Regions from separate parts of the Homo sapiens genome. Here regions 2 and 3 are each linked to region 1. A link is an interaction called in ENCODE POLR2A ChIA-PET data of the cell type or tissue named here. Cell type or tissue: Caco-2. All regions are shown on one strand.

Region 1 (5,000 bases):
CGGGGTAGCAAATGCCAGGACAGGATAACACCATAGAGAGCCCATCAGCACAGCAGGGCTTCTTCTCCCTCTATTCTTGAAGCATTCTAGCTTTGCACCCCTTAAGTCACTCAATTGTTTGGCAAACCTGGAATGGTTTCCCTTCAACAACAGCTGAATCCCAGGATATTCCAAGTCTTGATGATTAGGGAGTGAAGCCAATATCTTTTCAAAGTCTGAGCTCACCCCCTGTTGTAACCATATATGCCTGTCAAATCTTACTCTAGTCTTGCATAACACACATATATCAAGGCATCACTTCAGGTCTGTTTCTCCTGGTGGTTAAGATACGAAGGGGCCAGACACTGTGGCTCATGCCTGTAATTCCAGCACTTTGGGAGGCTGAAGGAGGAGGATCACTTAAGCTCAGATGTTTGAGACCAGCCTGGGCAACATAGGGAGATCCCATCTCTACAAAAAAAAATAGAAAAATTAGCTGGGTGTGGTTGCACATGTCTGTACTCCCAGCTACTCAGGGGGCTGAGGTGGGAGGATTGCTTGAGCCTGGGGAGGCTGAGGCTGCATTGAAGAGTTGATATGGGAGTGGGGCAGGGAAGTGCTGGGAAGGGAAGGGGGTGGTCCCTGGCTAGGGCTGCACCCCCAGGCCTGTGCCCAGGGACCTAGGTGAGGACAGGCATTTCTGTTTTCATGCCCAAACGTTGCATTTCCCAAGACCACCGTGGCCCACCACAGTCCTATCCTGTGCCTATAAAAACCCCGAGACCCGAGCGGGCAGAGACACAAGCGGCTGGACGTCAAGAGGAACAGATCAGTAGAGGAACGCACAGGCAGCTGGACATCGAGAGGAATACACTGGTGGAAGAGCATACCAACATGCAGTGGCAGATGCCAGCACGCTGGCACGCCATCGGCCCACGGAAAGACATAGAGTTTGCCTGGGGCAGTCAGAGGAGAGCCCAGCTGCTGAGCGGCCCAACTCAGGGGAAAACCACCTTTCCACTCCATCTCCCTTCTGGCTCCCCTATCTACTGAGAGCTACTTAAAATCAATAAAACCTTGCACTCATTCTCCAAGCCCACATATGATCTGATTTTTCCGGTACACCAAGGCAAGAACCCGGGATACAGAAAACCTCGCGATAAGGCAGAGGGTCTAATCCAGCTGGTTAGCACAGCCGCCTACAGACGGCAAAATTAAAAGAGCACACGGTAGCACACGCCCACTGGGGCTAGGAGCTGTAAACACTAACTGGCGACAGAGGAACGCTCCGTCTCAAACAAACAAAAGAAAAACATGTTGGCACTGTCCAAAGGTAGACGCTGCCGTGGGATCTGAACCCCACAACCTGCCCATCTGTATGTTCCATAGAGATTTCAGCAGCCGGGCCCTAAAGAAGCGAGCCACTCCCCTTGTTGCACTCCCTGTGAGGGGGACAAGGGAACCTTTCCCGTTTCACCGTGACGGTGCCACTGCACTCCAGCCTGGGCAACAGAGTGAGACCCTGTTTAAAAATATATATATATGTATATACATATATATGTTTATATACGTATATAAACATATATGTTTATATACGTATATAAACATATATGTTTATATATGTGTGTGTGTGTGTGTATGTATGTATATATATATATATATATATATATATATATATATATATATATATATATATAAAGGAGTTCATTCACACTCCTCTCAAGTACCGTTGGAAAAAAGTTATGTCATATAAACAAACTAGACAATCTATACCCCAGTCACCTTTTCCATTGAGTGGTTAAAGGATTCACAGACCCCTGAGGTGTTCTAGGGTATCCCATCAAACTGATATAACTCTATGGGCAACTGAGAGTGTGTTTTGTGTTTTTTGTTTTTTCCTCACTAACCATGGTTTTTTTTCTTAGTACCACTCCTCCCCAAACAACAGCATCAAATACCACCAACTCCCTGCCTGGCAGTGGGTCCCAACTCTGAGAAAACCTATACACATCTATACACATTACAATTGTACGTGACTATTTTGCCCACTACCACAGTGGGGGATTTAAAGGTCTTCGATGATAGTAGCTCTTCAAAGAGTTTCTGTAAATTCCTGATTTCAAACAATAAAATCTATTTTAATCTGCCCTCAGCAAACATAACTTACATTCCATTCATGGAGAAAGAAAAGGTTATTCTACTTTAGGGCTTCCTTTGCAGTCTTTCCTCCTGATCTCTGGGTGGTTAGAAATCCTTGAGATCAAAGGCCTCTGGATTTATCTGCAGGTCCAGGTGGAACAAACCCAGGAGAGGGCCAAGGGGCAGTGCTTGGGTCTGCATGGCCTCTGCCCACTCCACCCACCACACCCAGGAGGAGGGACCACTTCGTACCTCTGTGCTACCTTTGGACAGTGCCAACATGGTTTTTTTTTTTTTTTTTTTTGAGACGAAGTGTTGCTCTGTCACCAGACTGGAGTGCAGTCACGCAATCTCAGCTCACTGCAACCTCCACCTCCCAGGTTCAAGCGATTCCCCTGCCTCAGCCTACCAAGTAGCTGGGATTATAGGAACGCATCACCATGCCCAGCTAATTTTTTGTATTTTAGTAGAGACAGCGTTTCACCATGTTGGCCAAGATGATCTCAATCTCCTGACCTCGTGATCTGCCTGCCTCAGCCTTCCAAAGAGCTGGGATTACAAGCGTGAGCCACCACGCCTGGCCCAACATGTTTTAAAGGCTAGATTTAAGATCAGACAGCTGGAAGAGTCAGGATTCAACCCAGGTCTCACTCCAAAACTGTTTTCACTTTGCCAAAATTGAATGCTGCTGATATGTCCGTCTACCTAGAAAATCAAGAGAATCCTCTGGAAATCTATCAGAGCCACAAAGAGAGCTCAGTAAGAGGACTACTTTTAAAATAACTTTAACCATTATGGGCAATGTAATAAAAAAAAAATTAAGAAGCTGCTATTTAAAGTACTTGCCAAAATCAGGGTGACTCCTCTGAACTATGTTTCTAGAAAGAATCAAAAGAAATCAGTAACAGTGGCTGCCTTTGGGGAGGAAAACTAGGTGACTGCAGATGGGAGAAGGAGGGAGACTCCCTCTTCACTATACTTTTGAGCTTTAGATTTTTTTTGCCATATGCACATATCACCTATTGAAAATAAGTAAATAAGATTCCACGGGAATTAATAAACAATGAGGCAAACATTTTAGGATATTAAGAGGACATTAAACATCTGGACTCATCTACCAATGAGTTATTCTATCACCTCTCCTTTACTTACAATCCAAAGTAATATTAATATCAGATAGACTTCAATCCTAATGAAATTTGTGATTTTTCAAATGTCTAAGAAAACAGAAACTTCAGCCAGGTGTGGTGGCTCACGCCTGTAATCCCAGCACTTTGGGAGGCCAAGGAAGGTGGATCACCTGAGATCAGGAGTTCAAGACCAGCCTGACCAACATGGTGAAACCCCATCTCTACAAAAATACAAAAATTAGTTGGGCGTGGTTGCGCACGCCTGTAATCCTAGCTACTCCAGAGGCTGAGACAGGAGAATCGCTTGAACCCGGGAGGCAGAGATTGCAATGAGCCGAGATCAGGCCACTGCACTCCAGACTGCGCGACAGAGCGAGACTCTCTCTCAAAAAAAGAAAAAAAGAAAGAAACAGAAACTTCTCTTTTTTTAGGGGAAGATAACAGGTTTTGCTTTTAGCTGGAGGATTGTTTGCTCTGCGGAGTTAGTTTATAGCCCCTTTTATTACCTCTCTTTGGGCAAAACAACTGTCAGATTGAAATCCAATTAAGATTTCAGAAGGTTAAATGTGCATATGTTTCTTCTTTTAAAGAGAGATATTAAATAAGAAATCATAATTTTGAGCAGAAAAAGCTCTCACAGCAAAATCTTACAAGCATTTGGATGTTTTATTCATTGCAGTTGTGAAATTTCTCTACTGTGAAAGGACAGATCTTGGGCACTTGATTGCTTTTAAGGAGATGATCTTGTGTGATTTAAGTAGAAAGTCCATAGTTACAGTTTGACAACCCCAAGAGAGGAACACTTATTAATTGTATGATATTAGGAGGCTTCGGTTATACAAAAGAAAGACTGATCAAGAGTCTCCTAAAATAGGTAATATAAAATGCCAAGGAATCATTTTAACAAGAGCTGTAAAGATTAGGAGAGAGAACACTAGAAAACTTTTCTGAGGATCATAAACTAGAAACTTGAATAAATGGAGAGACAGACTTGCAAAAAGTAGTGGCTAAGGGCTCAGACTGCAGTTACAGGGAACTGCTGTGCTTATAAAATTCTCACTTGTAAAAATAAGGATACTCGAGCAGAACGCAGTGGCTCACGGATTTAATCCTAGCACTTTGGGAGGCTGAGGTGGGTGGATCACTTGAGCTCAGGAGTTTGAGACCTCCTGGGTCTCACCTCAGCCTCCTCCCGAGTAGCTGGGACTATAGGCACACACAACCATGCCTGGCTAATTTTTGTACTTTTTATAGAGACAGGGGTCTCACTATGTTGCCCAGGCTGGTCTCAAACTCCTGGACACAAGCAATCCTCCCGTCTTAGCCTCCCAAAGTGCTAGGATTACAGGCATTATCCAACACTGCTAAGTTATAACACCATCAATTTAAGATACATACCAATTTCAGATATGTTAAAGATTTTTAAAAATGCACCTTAGAATTGATGAAATTTATATGTACATATAAATCATATATGCATAGAAAAAGAGCAGACTATATCATACCAAAATAGCAACATTGGTTATCTCTAGGTAACATAATTATGGATAACTTGTCTTCTTTTTTTGTGATTTTCTGTGCATCTGAAATTTTGCACATTGAAAATGTGATATTTGGATCATTAGGAAAAATAATATATTCCCCATCCCACCTGACTCTTTCAACCCTTCTCCCTGTCTCTTATTCTCCTCTCTGTTCTCTTTATGTTCTTTGTCCACGTCCCAATCCAATGCCATGCTAAGCCAAATTGGA
Region 2 (5,000 bases), 380 kb after region 1:
TTAACTTTGATCTGAGGGTATAGTGTAGTTATATGTGACTAGAGGATTTCTGCTGCGTGTTTGTTTTATTAAATACGGTTGGAAACTATCATTATACTAGGTCATTTATTGTGATACCTGTGTTGGGTAAATGAAACCTGAAACCTTCGGCTGTTTATTTTTTCATTGGACAGTATTTCATTGACAGTCTTGCTTGGCCTACTCAGTTTATTTTGGAGCCAGTACTAAAAAGGCCATGATTGCAGCATACTTGGTTTCTCATGTTTCCGGAATGGCAGTGGGACTCGGGAGGGGAATTTCTGGGTAGCCTGGCAGCACTTCTTGTTAAGGAATGGGGAAGCTTCTTATGAATCTAATCTTACTCTAATGTTAGGAAATCAGCAGTGGTCCCTTGGATTACTCTACAAAGCTAGTAGGCAGCTTTGGTTCAGTTATGACTCAGTGAAGGTTAGAGAATTATATCTACAAAGTAGGATCTTTTTCTTTCTTTCTTTCGTTTTTTGATACGGAGTTTCGCTCTTGTTGCCCAGGCTGGAATGTAATAGCGCGATCTCGGCTCACTGCAACCTCTGCCTCCCGGGTTCAAGCGATTCTCCTGCCTCAGCCTCTTGATGCCTGGCGAATTTTTTTTGTATTTTTAGTAGTGACGGGGTTTCACCATGTTGGCCAGGCTGGTCTGGAACTCCTGACCTCAAGTGATCCACCTGTATCGGCCTTCCGAAGTGCTGGGGTGGTGTGAGCCACCGCGCCCTGCCAGATCTTTCTTGTTTGACTTTCATTGCTAAGAATTTGGGTGAGTGTTGTTGAATCAAAGACATCTTTATTCTCTGCCTCCTCACCATGCACATACGTACAAATGTCTGCTGACAGATATCTGCCCTTCCTATGGCCTTAAAAAGCCTTCTCATATTCTCGTGGTGCTATCTGGGATACACCAGTGGAAGACTGCTTTGTCTTCTAATTCTTCCCTTCAAAGAAGCGGCTATTTATACACATAGCATTATTAGGAACTAGTCAGAAAATGAGAAACTTTAAGTTTATGAAAAAAAACATTGCTTACTTCAGCTGCATGCTGGCCAAATTTAGTTGAAGTGCAGTTGGTATAAGTTTAGTTGTTTAGTTTTGGAATAAGAGAGTTCAAGACTTCCCCTCCCACCCCCCACAAGACAAGGTCTGGCTCTGTAACCCAGGTTGGAGTGCAGTGGCATGATCACAGCTCACTGCAGGGTTGACCTCCCAGGCTCAAGTGATTCTCCTGCCACAGCCTCCCTAGTAGCTGGGAGTACAAGTGCATGCCACCACCCCTAATTTTTAAAAATTTTTTTGTGGAGATGGAGTCTTACTAGGTTGCCCAGGTTGTCTTGAGCCCCTGGGTGCCAGCCACCGTGCCCAACCAGTTTAATACTTCTTTAGGATTTAAAGTTGGAAGTTGGCCTGGTAAGAGTGAAGGACAATGTCTTTGTAATCTGTTTTTCCCTGAGAGGCATGGGAATGACACCTTTAAAGAACTGAGTGTGTTTGAGGCAGAAAGGGAAGTCTGCTGCCCTAATATTGTCATTATTATCATCTCTCTGAGGCTCTGTAGTTTGAGTAAAACATTCTGGGAAAAAAGGTAGGGGCATTTGAATGAGCGGAATATAATGAATTAGAAGATGCAGACCATGTCTCACTTACTTGCTGCCATTTATTCTTTATTTTTATATTTTTGAGACAGGGTCTCGCTCTCTTGCCCAGGCTGGAGTGCAGTGGTTCAGTCTTGGTTCACTGCAACCTCCACATTCCAGGCTTAAGCGATCCTCCCACTAGAGCCTCCTGAGTTGCTGGGACTACAGGCTTGCGCCACCATGCTCAGCTAATTTTTAATTTTTTTGTAGAGTTGAGTTCTCACTATATTGCCCAGGCTGGTCTTGAACTCCTAGGTTCAAGCAATCTTCCTGCCTTGGCCTCCCAAAGTGCTGGGATTACAGGCATGAGCCACTGCGCCCAGCCTTGCCATTTATTCTTTTTATAATTTAACAAATATTTATGGAGCAATTTACATTAATTGGCCCCTTGAGACACAAAGAAGAGCCTTCAAGGCATCATCAGGAATATTCTAGATACAATAAAATGACATGTATATAATAAGGTATATTTTAATGAAATCATAATGGAATATAAAACAATTGGCCAGCAATGATCAAAATGGCCTAACTTCTCTTCCACTTTTAATTTCAGGTTAAAGTAATTTATATTTTTTGGCATAAGGAACAAATTAGGGTTTTTAGTCTTGTTTTGGTGCTTATTGCCGATAAGTCATTTTGTGTCAGGTTTGTGTTTGTTTTGGTCTCATCTCTACTAAGCTGATAGCTGTTAAAACTCCTAGGAAATGAAAGAAGAAAGCTACAAGTTAATTATTAAAACTTTACCAGGTTTCAAAGAGCAGAAAGAGGCTTGTTAAAGGCTGGAGAATCTTGTAGTATATATTGTCTTAATTTTTCTTTGCTTTTAGGAAAAGAAACTTGGAGGACAATATTTACTTAAAGTTGTTAAGGTCAATCTACATCATTTGGGAGCCAATATCCATCATTAGGAAAAATGGGTTGAATGTAATCTAATGAAAATTCTTCATATTTGCCAGAGAAAAGCTACTTAAGTGTGAGGACAAAACATATTTTCTGAGGCAAGAAGTAGGTATAGGCTGGTTTAATAGGGGATTTTTTTTTTTTTTTTTTTGGAAAAAAGTAATTTTTTTTTTTTTTTAATGGAGACTGGGTTTCTTGCTATGTTGCCCAGGCTGGTCTCAAGCTTTTGGGCTCACGCAATCCTCCCGCCTCAGCCTCCCAAAGTGCTAAGGGATTACAGATGTGAGCCACCATGGCCAGTCTAATAGGGAATTTTCTTATTCCAATAGAAAGGGGTCTTTGAAATTGTTCACAGAGCTTGGCATTGTGTTCCATGATAGAGGTGTCAGATCAGGAGGCCAGGTTTGTCCCCCAAAAGGAAACACACTGCTGTAAACTTCTGGTTAGGAGGAAGTTTAGAGGAAGCTCACACAGAGTTGGGAAGAACAAAGACGAAGCTATAGTCACTGGAAGTAAGACTTTAGTGACCCTGACTTGTGAGCATTCAGGGAGATTTGGAAGCTGGTTAAGCCTCAAGAGTGCTGATGGGAGAAGGTGAAGAGTTGTATTTAATGGGTACCAGCCCCTTCTAATTCTGATGTCTCTGGTTGATGTGTGATATTTTTGTTTAAAAGATAAGTACTCCTTGACAGCCTGGCCACATTTCTCCCAACTGTTATCGTTTTTGACACCCAGGCAGCTGGTTTCATTATCAGCTGTACTCTTCCTCCTTACATCTTCCTCCCCCCTCCTCTTCTTGCTTCCTAACATTTTCTCCACTTTCTCTTTTTCTTTTTTCTTTATCTTAAGATGGTCTCAATGTCAGGTTTTTCATTCAACTACAAAACACTTAAAAGTCCAGCTCAGGTGAGAAACAGCAAACTTGGTGTTGAGTTGAAGTTGTGGTTGTCTTTTTTTTTTTTTGAGACAGGGTCTCACTATGTCACCCAGGCTGGAGAGCAGTGGTGTGATCTCAGCTCACCGCAACCTCTGCCTCCCAGGCTCAAGCGATTCTCCTGCCTCAGCCTCCCAAGTAGCTGGGATTACAGGCACGTGCCACTACTGCCTGGCTAATTATTGTATTTTTAGTAGAGATGGGGTTTTGCCATGTTGGCAAGGCTGGTCTTGAACTCCTGACCTCAAATGATCCACCTGCCTCTGCCTCCCAAAGTGCTGGCATTATGGGTGTGAGCCACCGCGCCTGGCCCGAAATTGTGGTTTTGTAAGTTAAATAGGATGTCTCCAATTTTGAGATTATTACTAGGGCATGCAAAGTATGGTTTGGTGTCTGTAGGGGATTGGTTCCAGGACCTCACTCACATGCATACCAAAATCCTGGGATGATGCTTAAGTCCCTATAAAATGGTGTAGTATTTGCATTTAACTTATGTACATCGTCCCATGTACTTAAAATCACCTCTAGATTAGTTATATCAATTATAATCCCCCTCTTTTTCTTCTAGACAGGGTCTCGCTTTGTCATCCAGCCTGGAGCGTAGTGGTGCAATCATGGTTCGCTGCAGCTTTGACTTCCTGGGCTCAAGGGATCCTCCCACCTTAGCCTCCTGAGTAGTTGGGACTACAGGAGTGTGGCCATCACACATGGCTAATTCTTAAATTTTTTGTAGAGACAATGTCTCACTATGTCGCCCAGGCTGGTCTCAAATTTCTGGGCTGCCTCAGCCTCCCAAAGTGCTGGGATTACAGGTGTGAGCAACTGCACTGGGTCTATAATACTTAATACAATGTAATTGCTATGTAAATAATTGTTCTGTATTGTTTAGGGAATAATACCAAGAAAAAAATGGTGTATATGTTCAGTACAGGCACAAGCAACCGTTTTTTCCCCCAAATCTTTTTGATCTGCAGTTGTTTGAAACCACAAATGTGGAACCCAGGGTTACAGAGGCCTGACTGTATCTCAGTGGCCATTATGCCAGAGAGAGAGAGAGAGACTGGTTCATGTTAAGCGCATTGTATAATAGCAGCTCTGTTTGTACTTTATAAACTGAGTGTGTTTGTGTGGCTTTTGGTTGAAGACATTCTAATATTACCCACTTGAGTAGAGGGGATTAGAGTTTTGAGGCCTTTTTCTAAAATGAATACTTACCACAGGGGCTTTTCACTGTTTACCATGAAGTACACATAATCAGTCTTCAACCTGACTTTTTTTTTCTGTGTATCATTTTATATCAAATTCATTTTAATAAGAGGAAAACAGGATAAACTTACTCCAGTGTAAAAAATAATACCTCACTTGAGCCCAGGAGTTTGAGACCAGCCTGAGTAACATAGCAAGACCCCACCTTTACAAAAAAAAAAAAAAGCCAGCTGTGGTGGTACGTGCCTGTAGTCTCAGCTACTTGGGAACTTGGGAGGCTGAGGTGGGAGGATCAC
Region 3 (5,000 bases), 82 kb after region 1:
TTTGTTGGTCTTCTCCTCTGTTGACATCTACTCAGCTTAAATCCCAGAGGGTTAAATTCCACAAATATTTACAGAAAAACTCCTTTGTTCAGGGTACTGGGCTGGACCCAGCAGGGAATTTAGGGGTAAGAGACATTCTTGCTTTGCCAAAAGCTTAAGATCTAGTTAAAAAAAAAAAAAAAAAAGAATAATGATAATAAAATAACTGACCTGAGAGATGCAGGTCTATTCAGAGGACAAAAGGATTGGGGAGAATCGAGAGGTTTTATAGTGGAGGCTGAATTTGAAATAGGAATTATGGGAGATTAGTAGTTTTTCAGACACGTGATCAGAGAGCATTCTAGCTGAGAAGTGCCAGCATAAGCAAGGCATGGAGACTGGAGTGAGAACTACAGCTCAGCTGGAGCACAGGGAGTGGTCAGAGCAAAGGCTGGAAAAAGTATATTAGGACCTTTTAAGGAAAGCTTACTTTATCATATATCCTAAAAATAAAGATTTCCGGCCAAGCGCCATGGCTCATGCCTGTAATCCCAACACTTTGGGAGGGCGAGGTGGGTAGATCACCTGAGGTCAGGAGTTCGAGACCAGGCTGGCCAATGTGGCGAAATCCCAGGAGTTCGAGACCAGGCTGGCCAATGTGGCGAAATCCCATCTCTACCAAAAAATACAAAAATTAGCCTAGTGGTGCACACCTGTAGTCCTGGCTGCTTGGAGGCTGAGGCAGGAGAATCGCTTGAATCTGGGAGGTGGAGGTTGCAGTGAGCTGAGATTGTGCCACTGCACTCCAGCCTGGGCAATAGAGCTAGACTCTGTCTCGAAAGTAAGAAAGAAAGAGAGGGAGAAAAGGAAGGAAGGAAGGAAAGAGAAAGATTTCCTACATAACCACAAAAATTTACTGCACCTAAGAAAAAATTTTAGCAAAATTTTATAATATCAAATATCCAGGCCCTATGCAAATTACCCCAATTGAGGGAATTAACTAAAATATAATAAATGATTATGGGAGAGGCAATGGTAGGGAACTATAGCCACCAAAGATATATGTAGTAATTTTTTTTAAAGCTCTATTTCCACCCCAACCCTGATCTACAGAAAAGTTATAAATAATCAATGAACACTGGAATATTTTTCATGCAGATTCACCAAGTGTTAACGTTTTGCCACATTTACTTTTTTGCCTTGCTCTTGCTCTTTCTCCTTAAATATCTATATTCTAATTTAGCTGCCAGGCCAGATAAATTGGGACAGAATTCTCAAAGCAGGATTTTAGGGATTAGCATTATATGGGTTTTCATTAGGAAGTGATCCAAAAGTAGAATTTATTCATTGTTTCAACAAACATCTGTTTAGCATCTGTACACCCTGTTCCCTCAAGGGTCTTTCGTTGGGAAGAACACCCATGACACAGTATAAGTGCCCTAACATGTACCTGTTGCTTATGGCAACAAATTACTTTGGCTCCAGAGTACTGGGGTATGTTTCAGGGTGGTAACACCTTTTCACTTTCAGAGTTGGAGGGTGAGGAAGTTTCTCTCAGTACCCCCCAACCCCCGACCCCACACTCTCCAAGCCTTTTGGCCTTGAGCCTTTTGGGGATTGGGGAGATTGGTCTGCCCCAGTCATCCCTTACACTGACTCTAGACTGAGTTTTCTCTTTTCTGTTTTTTCTGTCCTCTCCACCTAAGAAGAACCAAATTAGGGACAAAGGAAGGGAGGGGTAGCAGAAAGGAAGTTAAGAGCTGCACTTACCACTAACAAGGTGGTTTTGCAACTTTCTGGTAGAGAACAGTGTTTTGTTAGCTGAGAAGGGTGGAGCCAGGGAGGATGGCAGACTGCACATCCAGGGCTGGGTGGCAAGTGAGGTGCAGTTAGAGACGGACAAAAACAGATATGGCCAAACCAAACAGATATGGCCAAACCAAAAATATAAGCATTTACAGGCAAGGGAGCAAAACTAAACATAATGACAGTGAGTACCTATTGAGTGCTCTTTGTAGGGCAGCTCTGAGAAAGCAATTTACATGCAAAATATCATTTAATCCTCCTGACAACTCAAGGAGATAAATATTATCTAATGGGGGAAAGGGAGTTCTGTAAACCGAGGCTCAAAAGTTTTAATGACTTGCCTGAAGACTTACAGTCAGTAAGTAGAAAGGCCAAGATAGGAGCCCATATCTGTCTAACTCCAGAATGCTTGATCTTATCCACTACAGCAAGAGCTCCAGGAATGAGACACACCCCCGGATTAAGAATGGAGATACTGGTGGCCCAGTGGCTCACGCCTATAATTCCAACACTGGGAGGCTGAGGTGGGCAGATCACCTGAGGTCAGGAATTCAAGACCAGCCTGGCCAACATGGCGAAACCCTGTCTCTACTAAAAATACAAAAATTCGCCAGGCGTGGTGGTGGGCACCTGTAATCCCAGCTACTTGGGAGGCTGAGGCAGAAGAATGGCTTGAGCCGGTGAGGCAGAGGTTGCAGTGAGCTGAGATGGCATCACTGCACTCCAGCCTGGGCGACAGAGCAAGACTTGTCTCAAAAAAAAAAAAAAAAAAGAATGGAGATATGAATCAGAGTCTCTCCACAGAACCTGCCACACTCCCCAGATCTGGGCACTCTTGCATGGCATTCAAAGCCCTTCACAATGAAACTCCAGTCTCCCTTTCTAGCTTCATTCCCCACCACTCCCCATAACAGCCATGCTGAACCAGCTAGTGAAGCTGTGTACTCCTATGATTTTCCTGATGCTGTTGTCTCTAACTGGAATCCTCTTTCTGCTGTCACCCTTTATACTCTATTTCTTTTTTCTTTTTCTTTTTCTTTTTTTCTTGAGACGGAGTCTTGCTCTTTTGCCTAGGCCGGACTGCGGTGGCGCTATCTCGGGTCACTGCAAGCTCCGCCTCCCGGGTTCATGCCATTCTCCTGCCTCAGCCTCCTGAGTAGCTGGGATTACAGGCACCCACCACCACGCCTGGCTAATTTTTTGTGTTTTTAGTAGAGACGGGGTTTCATCGTGTTAGCCAAGATGGTCTCGATCTCCTGACCTCGTGATCCACCCGCCTCTGCCTCCCAAAGTGCTGGGATTACAGGCGTGAGCCACCGCTCCCGGCCTTTTTTTTCTTTTTTAATTTAATTTAATTTAATTTTTTGTTTTGTTTTTTGAGACAGAGTTTCGCTCTGTTGCCCAGGCTGGAGTGCAATGGCGCAATCTTGGCTCACTGCAACCCTTTAACCGATTCTCCTGCGTCAGCCTCCCAAGTAGCTGGGATTGCAGGCGTGCACCACCACACCCAGCTAATTTTTTTTGTATTTAGTAGAGATGGGGTTTCACCATGTTGGTCAGGCTGGTCTCAAACTCCTGACCTCAGATGATCCACCCGCCTTGGCCTCCAAAAGTGTTGGGATTATAGGCGTGAGCCACTGCGCCTAGCCCCTATACTCTATTTCAGTCTAGAAAATCCTACTCCAAGGCTCCACTCATTCAGTCCTATATCCTCTCCTAGATCAGTCTTACTCTCCTTCCTGTTACAATTATTAAATATCTAGTTCCTGGATACTGAGAAATCCAAATGAACAAAGCAAGTACCTAAACCTTAAGGAGCCTATAGTTTAGGAGAATAAACAAATAGAAATAATAAAACAGGCCGGGCACAGTGGCTCACACCTGTAATCCCAGCACTTTGGGAGGCTGAGGCGGGCGGATCACCTGAGGTCGGGAATTCGAGAGCAGCCTGACCAACATGGAGAAACCCTATCTCTACTAAAAATACAAAATTAGCCAGGCGTGGTGGCACATGCCTGTAATCCCAGCTACTCAGGAGGCTGGGGCAGAAGAATTGCTTGAACCTAGGAGGCGGAAGTTGTGGTGAGCTGAGATCACGCCATTGTACTCCAGCCTGGGCAACAAGAGCGAAACTCTGTCTCAAAATAATAATAATAATAATAGTAGTAGTAGTAATAAAACAACAATTGGACTGTATACAAGATACAGAAGTTGCAAGCACTTGGAAGGGAGTGAATAATCGATCAATGGGATGAAGTGGATGTGGTTAAGTATCACAAAAGATACGGAGTTGAACTGGGTTTTGTAAGATACTTGCCTGGCAGACAAGGTGAGGAAAGGCATTCTAGAAAGAGGGACCAGCATCTATGACAAGCAACAGTGTGGGTTATTTGGGAAACTAAAAAAGTGTTAGGAAAGGAGACCTGCAGAGAGGAGGAGTATGAGAAGTGAAGCTTAATGTAGCCTTGGGACCTGCATGCATGCTAGAATTTGAACTATTACTTAAAGATACATATTGGACTTTTTTTTTCTCTTTTTTTTGAGACAATTTCCCTCTGTCACCCAGGCTGGAGTGCAGTGACACAATCTTGGCTCACTGCAACCTCTGCCTCACAGGCTCAAGTGATTCTCATGCCTCAGCCTCCCAAGTAGCTGGGATTACATGCGTCTGCCACCACTCCCGGCTAATTTTTTTTTTTTTTTTTTGTATTTTTAGTAGAGACGGGGTTTTACCCTGTTAGCCAGGTTGGTCTCGAACTCCTGACCTCAAGTGATCCGCCTGCCTCGGCCTCCCAAGGCCGGGCGCATGAGCCACCGCGCCTAGCCCATATTGGGCATTTAATAAAAATTTGTTGAACAGATGAATGGGGAACCATTAGAAGATTTTAAGGAGCAGCAGCATAGTAGACCTATTGCAGCAGGCCAGGTAATAAACAGTGAGGGCCTAGACTAAGGCTGTGGCAGTGAGACCAGGGGAATAAGATGGTTTCTAGAGATGGACATGGCGAGGGATTCAATGAAGAGGATGAAGAAGTAGTTGAAGGCAACTCCCGAGATTCTAACTTGGACTTCGCAGGATGATGGTATCTCCTTCCAAGATGGGGGTTATAGGCAGAAGACTCAGGGCTTTCTTACTACATGTAATTGCCTGTTTATAAGTGAGGGTCCTATGAGAACAGAGACTGGGTCTTATTCATCCACATGTCTTTTGCATT

What was found. Peaks named below come from ENCODE experiments on the same cell type or tissue, not always from the same donor. Only the 100,000 strongest peaks of a DNase experiment are listed, where the experiment ranks them.
Region 2: POLR2A ChIA-PET joins it to region 1 with 5 read pairs; 2 of 35 experiments call an interaction of 5 or more read pairs at or near these places.
Region 3: POLR2A ChIA-PET joins it to region 1 with 7 read pairs; 8 of 35 experiments call an interaction of 5 or more read pairs at or near these places.

What each region holds. Positions count from the first base shown.
Region 1 is chr12:51,397,403-51,402,402 of GRCh38, reverse strand. It overlaps a transcript of SLC4A8 not described here. Among named protein-coding and RNA genes, the nearest start is that of GALNT6, 8.5 kb to the right of the region's middle. In Caco-2, no CTCF peak of the experiment used is centred here; DNase peaks (open chromatin) are centred at 2,001 and 2,322.
Region 2 is chr12:51,020,154-51,025,153 of GRCh38, reverse strand. The region is part of intron 1 of SLC11A2 (solute carrier family 11 member 2); the gene reads left to right. Among named protein-coding and RNA genes, the nearest start is that of SLC11A2, 3.7 kb to the left of the region's middle. In Caco-2, no CTCF peak of the experiment used is centred here; no DNase peak of the experiment used is centred here; H3K4me3 peaks cover 650 bases.
Region 3 is chr12:51,315,820-51,320,819 of GRCh38, reverse strand. All of the region lies in intron 1 of BIN2 (bridging integrator 2), which reads left to right. Among named protein-coding and RNA genes, the nearest start is that of BIN2, 5.9 kb to the left of the region's middle. RefSeq lists a silencer at 1-175 and enhancers at 1,426-1,595, 1,876-1,935. In Caco-2, no CTCF peak of the experiment used is centred here; DNase peaks (open chromatin) are centred at 1,826 and 2,259.